3 separate regions of the Mus musculus genome follow, and regions 1 and 3 are each linked to region 2. The links are chromatin loops, found by intact Hi-C in ENCODE. Cell type or tissue: heart. All regions are shown on one strand. Region 1 overlaps Snx13 (sorting nexin 13). Region 2 holds the start of Snx13 (sorting nexin 13). Region 3 overlaps Snx13 (sorting nexin 13).

Region 1 (2,500 bases), 65 kb before region 2:
GGTAACCCAATCACAAAAGAAGTCACTTGATATGCACTCACTGATAAGTGGATATTAGCCCAGAAACTTAGAATACCCAATATAAAATTTGCAATACACAAGAAAACCAAGAAGACGGAAGACCAACATGTGGATACTTCATTCATCCTTAGAATAGGGAACAAAATACCCCAAGGAAGGAGTTACAGAGACAAAGTTGGACCATCCAGAGACTACCCCACCCAGGGATCCATCCCATAATCAGCCACCAAACCCAGACACTTGCATATGTCAGCAAGATTTTGCTGAAAGGACCCTGGTATAGCTGTCTCGAGTGAGGCTATGCCAGTGCCTGGCCAATACAGAAGTGGATGCTCACAGTCATCTATAGGATGAAACACAGGGCCCCCAATGGCTAGAGAAAGTACCCAAGGAGCTGAAGGGATCTGCAACCCTATAGGTGGAACAAAAATATGAACTAATCAGTACCCCCAGAGCTCGTGTCTCTAGCTGCATATGTAGCAGAACATGGCCTAGTCAGCCATCTTTGCCCCAGTACAGGGGAACACCAGGGCCAAGAAGTGGGAGTGGGTGGGTAGGGGAGCAGGGCGGGGGTAGGGTATAGGGAACTTTTGGGATAGCATTTGAAATGTAAAAGTAGAAAATATCTAATAAAAATTTTTTAAAAAATAGGTGAAGAAATAACCGACAGATAACTTAGTTCAGAAGTCTAGCAGACATTAAAGTATAAAATGCATCTCTAGTACCACTGAGAATCACAAGAAAACAAAGCCAATTTTAAAAATGCAGATTATCTCATATCAAAATCTCTTTTCACTATCTAAAATGTAAACTAAGTGAAATTCAATTGATGCATGTAGCTGTATAATTCAGCAAGTACGAATAGCAAAAATACTTCACAATCTGGGAACAGTGAGAGGACAAGGAAGAAAACTGTAATTTCTAATACTTGTTAACATTATTAAATTGATGATCATGATCAGGATTTTATTTTATGTATTTATTTTTAATGATCTATCTATCTGTCTGTCTGTCTGTCTGTCTGCCTGCCTGCCTGCCTGCCTACCTATCTATCTTTGCCTAGTGCAGAGTCCTAGGTTACTCAATCCATTAAAGTATAGGTGAGACTTTGAGGAATGTGTACAGTTCCATCTGCCTTTGTATGTATGCCAACTCTTGAGTGCAAGAAAGCAAACACAGATCAGAGATCTTCATAAAAAGAGAGAGAGAGAGAGAGAGAGATGGGAATTAGGAAAGAGATTATCAGCAACATTCAAGCACAAAGAGGAAAGGACTGGCTTTTAGAAGTATTTTCAAATGTTAACAGGGGCAACCTTAGAAAAGAAAAATATCCAAATATACCAGCACCCAAACACTACAGTACTCAATGAAGAATGTGCCTCAAGGAAAAAAAATTGAAAATATAATCATAAAACAAACTGAATGCAATAATGAATGTAAAAATAACAGGGATATTACAACAACCTATATTTAAAAGTAGTGGTTTCTACAAAGTCTCTTACCAGTGTCTGAAATGTAGGCATGAAGTTGTACAGAATCATCAGAAGTCACACTTGAAAGGTCATCTAAAGACTGAAAGAAAAAATTGGGGAACAAAATATCACAGGAAAAGTATTAAGAATTGTAAACCACATGTCCACCATTCATATCACCTCACATACCTTCTATAGTACATGTTCTTCCACCCCACCTTTTACCATGATGCTCTTCATTTACACTGAGGGAGCTAGATAAGGAGGCTACATTCCTGTGCTCCTGGCACTTGGGAAGCTTAGCACATAGATATTATCTACCTTAGATGCACATTTCTCATTAGCTTATCTCAGACCCCTAAGACAATACTGAAAGTCATTAGTGAGTGTAATGCAAATGAGCGAAATGCAGTCATCCTTTCCACACGTAGTTATTTTATACAACAAATACATCCCACAAAATAACTAAAACAAGTATTTACTGACAACTAATAAAACCAAAGTTCTCAAGATAAAATGGCTTTAATAACAGTTTCATATACTTCAAGTCACTGACTTCTAATATGATATTTGATCTAGAGATTTCTGGATCTCTCTTGTAAAAGCTCCTACTTCAGAGATGGAGCAAAAACCATATTTTATAGTTTAGATATTTGTATAAACACCATAAATAGGAATATTCAAATATTTACAAAGCTGGAATATTTATAATATTGGAATATTATGTTTTATACACACACACACACATATACATATATATGTAGGTGTATGCATATGTGTACATATATATGTGTGTGTGTATACATTTCTTCCTAACAGTATTTTAGGAGATAAGTTATCCAATGGCAAGAGCAGATATATAGGAGAAATAATGTGTTCATTATTGAGCATAACATCAAATATCACCAGTGGAGTTTATAGGCTAAAAACCTATCATTCTTAATTCTTAACCTAAATAATGAGATATTATTGCTATAAAATTCTGAACACAAATATTTTTTGTAATG
Region 2 (2,500 bases):
AGAATCCTCTCTGGGTATCCGAATCAAGACAGTACCCTTGTATTAGCACACTAGTTTCCTGTGAAAAGATCAAAACTCTAATAAGTTTTATCAAAAAGATATTTCATGCTAATATATTATAGACACCACTGAAAAGTTACTAATACTGATGTAAGAGCAGCTGCTCACTTAAGTATCAGAGTAAAATAAACTTGGGATGCTACTTGCTTTTTAAATCCACAACTAAGGACAATGTATAACCATAGTCTGTGACAATGTAAGTAACTTCGGAAATATGTAGAATTAGGAAACGTAAAGTGAACGTCTAACTCCTAGAAATGTGTAGTTCCTAAGTTAACAATCAACCAATAGGGGTTTCCCAGGCACGTCGTGTTTGCCAGAATCTGGGCACAGATGAAAACAGATACTAAGGTACAAGGCACTTAGTTAGACGAGTTCCCAAAACTTGGAGAACCCAGTGTGTCCTATTGTGCCATCGCTTTTCACACAGTAAAATCCACTTGTTTCCAATGTTTCCATTTCAAAATGTCCTTTTTGGCCCGTGTAGGACTGCTTCCCAGTGACCATCAACGTGGTTTAGTACCCTCACATCAGCTCCCAAAGATGTTCAAACCGGTCCCTGACATTAGGATCCTCACAGAACCTTAAGGGAGCAGCCTCTGGGATTTTATCCAATCTACAAGCGTCAGACATCCAACACCTGCAATAGACCATTCGCCCAGCTATGTCACCTCTGGTCACTAAACTAGCTGCACCGATTAAGTTCTTCCCCCTAAAGTACTGCTAGTGCAGGCAAACTCTACTTCTTCAAACGTCTGGTTTTTGCACTGGACAGTGGGCACTAAGGAAGGGGAAACTGATTGGTTCGTCGTTGCTGCCCTACTTCCATTTCAGGTCAAATGAGAAAAACTGTTCCCACAGAGAGAAGCAAGGGGGCCATCCGCGGGTCAGGAAGGTGGATGCCAAACTGAACTTTGGGATCAGGGACTGAAGGAACGTGACGGGATGTGGGGGCAGGGGAGGAGGGCGCGAGGCCAGCGAGTGTGGCTGGAGGAACCTGGCTCACTTCGCGGAGCAGCCAATGTAGGGCTCAGGCCGGCTGCCACCGCCAGGAGGTTGACCCGACCCAGCCGGGAGGGGAAGGGCCCTGCAAGCCGGGGACACCGACAAGGGCCAGCACCGGGACGCGGGGACCACGACCGCCTCGGGGCAGGCGGAGCGGACTCCAGGAAGGAGCGACAGCTCGGGCGAAGGGGAGCGGCGGCAGGAGGAGGTGGAACTCTGCCGAGTCAGCACCGCGCCCACTCGGTGGCACTTGTGGGAACCCGGCGGCTGCCAGCCCGGCCGGCCGGGCCTCGGCTCCGGTCGGGCCCAGCGCCGGGAGCGGCGTCGGTGACGGGCGGGCTGGCGCCGGCCGCTCACCCGCCTCTCAGGTAAACAGTGGGCGCCGCTTACCTCTGTTAACATCATTACACCCCGGGGGAGTGAGGTCCTCCCTAGCCTCGCCGCATGGCAATAGCCGTAGCAGCAGCGGAAACTGCCCGGGCCGCCGCCAACGGCGGCAACTGCTGCTTCAGTCCTGTCCCGGGCGGCGGCTTTACTCGGCTTCGCTGGCTTCCCCCCGGCCCGGCTGCTCGCGACGGACGCGCCGCCATCTTGGAAGAGCGACGTCCGCGTCTCCCCGCGACGTGCGCTCCCATTGGCTGGCGCGCCGGGCGCGAGCGTCTTGTGACTGTCTCCATGGCGCCGGCGCGCGCAGGGTCGGCGGCGGGGGCTGGGCCGCGCGCGACCCGGGACCTCCTCTGCGGGCTGGATCCCGGGCCACCGTGGTGGCGGGTTTGCGGGCTGGTGGCGCAGCGGAGGCTGGGTGCCGGCGGAGAAACTGGCATCTCGCGTCTCCCCGACCCTGTGGAGCCCGTAGAGTGCTCGGGACACTCGGCTGCGGTCCCCTCCGCAGCGCGGTGACCTGAAACTGCCGCCCGCGCCGCGCCTCATTCCGAAACTTCGGCCGAAACTTGCCTCTGTTGCTCCCAGCGCTCAGTAAGTCCTGTGCTGGGTGCGCGACAGGTTGTAGACGCGATCAGGGCAGATCGCCTTCACCCCGATCCTGGCAGAGTTAAGGGCTACTGCTTTGCTGATTGGCCAGAACCTGCTCAAGCCTGAAGGCTTAGTGTTTCTTTCATAGTCTTAAAAATCAAGCAGCTTTTGCCCGGTAGCTGTAGTCTCTATGGCTTTATTGGGAATTCAAAAAAAAAAAATATATATATATATATATGTTTATATATCACAGTGAACGCATTTCAGCATGTGTCTCTGTAAGTAGTTACGAATAAAATGAGACTGAACTCCGAAGTTCTGTGGCTAGAACTGCTGATACCGTGACAACTATCTCGGTCCACTTCTACAGGAATGACAGTAAAAATCACTCGCTTCTTCCTGAATTGCCCGTGAAGTAGTTTTCTTTTCATGCCTCTGCTGTTACAAACCAATTTACAGTGAA
Region 3 (2,500 bases), 55 kb before region 2:
AAACCACAGAAGCAACCCGAGATTCCTATGAGGACATGTGGACATGCAAAGGGTACTGGGAACATGCACATGCACACATGTGTTTATGTATGTGACGGCCTTTGGAAGGAGAAAAATTCTGACAGATGCTACAACGTGGAAGAATCCTGAGGTCACTTTCATAAGCGGGAAGTCGGCCTTATCACAGAAGAATCAGAGTAGAGAGATAGACACAGGATGCTTGTACCTCAACGATATATGTAATATCACTGAACTATACACTTTTTATTAAGTTTTGGAGTTTTCTGTTACATTTATTTTTACCACAAGTTTAAAATCCAAAAAAATTTAGTGTCCCTATTATTTAAATAAAGTTTTACCTACCCATAAAAAATTGTAGTGCAACATTGTCTACAAGAATGCTGTCCAAGGGGACTGTACAAAGTTTCCCAAAGTTTGCTGCTAGCTTCACAGTATTTATTTCCTACAAACACAAGTGAATACAAGTAAGGACTTCAGTCATCAATCATTAAGGTAGGATGTTTATATGAATATAAGAAAATGCAATAGTCTATCAAAATGTGACAAAAGCAAAGACTGTATTATGGTTCCTAATAAAAACTCTGCTCAGTAACCCTAAGTGCCTATTCGTTGTAAGAAATAGTTACCAAATAATAATTTAAAATATAACACTCATTTTCCCCAATATAAGATAATCTATATCATTGTTTTTTCATGTACTCTCTATTTCTACACATTCCACAATAAAACAAATGTTACAGGAAATAAAAGCAAAAGACTATGTTTGAATGTTTCATGTGCCTAAAAATCCATAATGGACCTCATGAACTTTACATTTTGATTAGCATTTATCTAACAGCTTCCTGTTATATAAAAATATATCCAAAAAGCAATGTTGCTTCTTACAGAGTAAAACCTCTGTTACTATTAAACTATATATTTCTTTCAGACTATAAGAGATAAAATATAGTCAAAGCAATACAGGAAGAGAAGAGGCTCAAAGTGTAATGAGCATTTAGTGCCAGGCACTACCCTGGATCCATTCCACATATTACTTTATTTAAGCTGAACAGCAATCCTGTTGGTGAGTATCAACCTGACTTTACAGACAAGGAAAACAACACCAGAAAGGTTAGTTATGGTCTAAACTGATCATGCATGTGGGAGGGTCCGGCCCGCCGTGGGCAGCAAGAGCACTAGACGGCTTGAGTCTGTACTGTATGAGGAACTGGCATTGTGAGCCAAAGAGCAAGTCAGTAAGCAGCATTCTTTCACGGTTTCCAAGCTAATTCCTACCCTGACTTCTCTTAATTACAAATTGTGACCTAAAAGTGTAAGACAAAATCCTCCCTTCTCTAAGTTGTTTTTGATCAGTGTTATCCCAGCAAAGAAAGGCAAGCAAGAACACATGTGAAAGTGCAATTTGACCATCAACATACACTCATCTCATCTCCAACTGGGCTTCAGATTATGTTCCTATGAACTTACTGAAGCATTGTGGGCTAGCAGTAGACCAATATACTATGCTGTACCATTCCCTGCTAGAACAATTTGCACATCAGATGTTGGCAGTGCGTGTACAGATGCTGTGCTGACTACCATATCACTCTATATGCTCATAAGTAGGCTCAGAAATTAAACCTCTGCTGCTTCTAACAACCATCATCAATATTTGGGTGTTTTGTACTTATTTTTGTCCTGATTCACCAAGTGTTTCTGAAACAGCTGTCAAATTCATCTTATCTTCACATAAATTTCACTAATTATTGCTTAATGCAAACATTATTCTTGACAACTTTAACAAACACCATTCTATAAAATGAGACTTCTCTCCATAGCTTAACAGAGATCAGCAGAGTCCTGCAACACTGCAAAGGGGAACCTTTCAAAAGCAGTGTTAAAATCAATCTTCCAGAATGCTTTAGAAAGAATAATACTATATCATATAAAGTTATTGTTTTGGGGCTAAAAATACACTCAGTTGGCAAAGTGCTTGTTGTGCAAGCTTGAAGATCCCCAGAACTCATACAAAAAAAGCCAGCCACAGAGGTTTGTCTCTACACCCCAAGTACTGGAGGATGATACAGGAGAGACAGGTTACTTTCAGAGCACAGTGGCCAGCATCTGCAGTTCTCAGGTGAGCTCCAGGTTCACTGAAAGATCCTACCTCTAAATAAGGTGGAAAACAATGGAAGACACTTCTAGCACACATACACACGCGCACACAGATACACATGAGCAGTGCAGGCACACACATGCATGTGCCCTTTTTGTTTAAGTCCTGTTGTAAATAACTTCATTAATTAATATCCTATGTTTTACCACAAACTAGACATTTTAATCACAACAAAGTATTTACAACTAGGCATTATTTTACAAGTATGTTATACTTACTTTGCCTGACTGTAACCGCTGTATTCTTGAATCACATACTTTCTTTACAAATAATAAGCTATTTATTTGATTTTTGATAGTGTTGATATCTGGAAAAAAACAGATT

What was found. A loop is a pair of places that touch in the nucleus more often than their neighbours do. Peaks named below come from ENCODE experiments on the same cell type or tissue, not always from the same donor. Only the 100,000 strongest peaks of a DNase experiment are listed, where the experiment ranks them.
Region 1: a loop joins it to region 2, with 2.2 times the contacts of the local background. A loop is called at or near these places in 2 of 42 quality-filtered maps.
Region 3: a loop joins it to region 2, with 2.1 times the contacts of the local background. A loop is called at or near these places in 3 of 42 quality-filtered maps.

The regions. Positions count from the first base shown.
Region 1 is chr12:35,111,528-35,114,027 of GRCm38, reverse strand. Snx13 (sorting nexin 13) reads right to left here. Exons shown (of 26, transcript NM_001014973.2): 17 at 1,524-1,593. Among named protein-coding and RNA genes, the nearest start is that of Snx13, 66 kb to the right of the region's middle. In heart, no CTCF peak of the experiment used is centred here; no DNase peak of the experiment used is centred here.
Region 2 is chr12:35,046,367-35,048,866 of GRCm38, reverse strand. Snx13 (sorting nexin 13) reads right to left here and starts at 1,678. Exons shown (of 26, transcript NM_001014973.2): 1 at 1,456-1,678. The coding sequence starts at 1,470. In heart, a CTCF peak has its summit at 1,109; DNase peaks (open chromatin) are centred at 1,076 and 1,726; H3K4me3 peaks cover 2,500 bases; H3K27ac peaks cover 1,958 bases.
Region 3 is chr12:35,101,004-35,103,503 of GRCm38, reverse strand. Snx13 (sorting nexin 13) reads right to left here. Exons shown (of 26, transcript NM_001014973.2): 11 at 2,395-2,483; 12 at 364-463. Among named protein-coding and RNA genes, the nearest start is that of Snx13, 55 kb to the right of the region's middle. In heart, no CTCF peak of the experiment used is centred here; no DNase peak of the experiment used is centred here.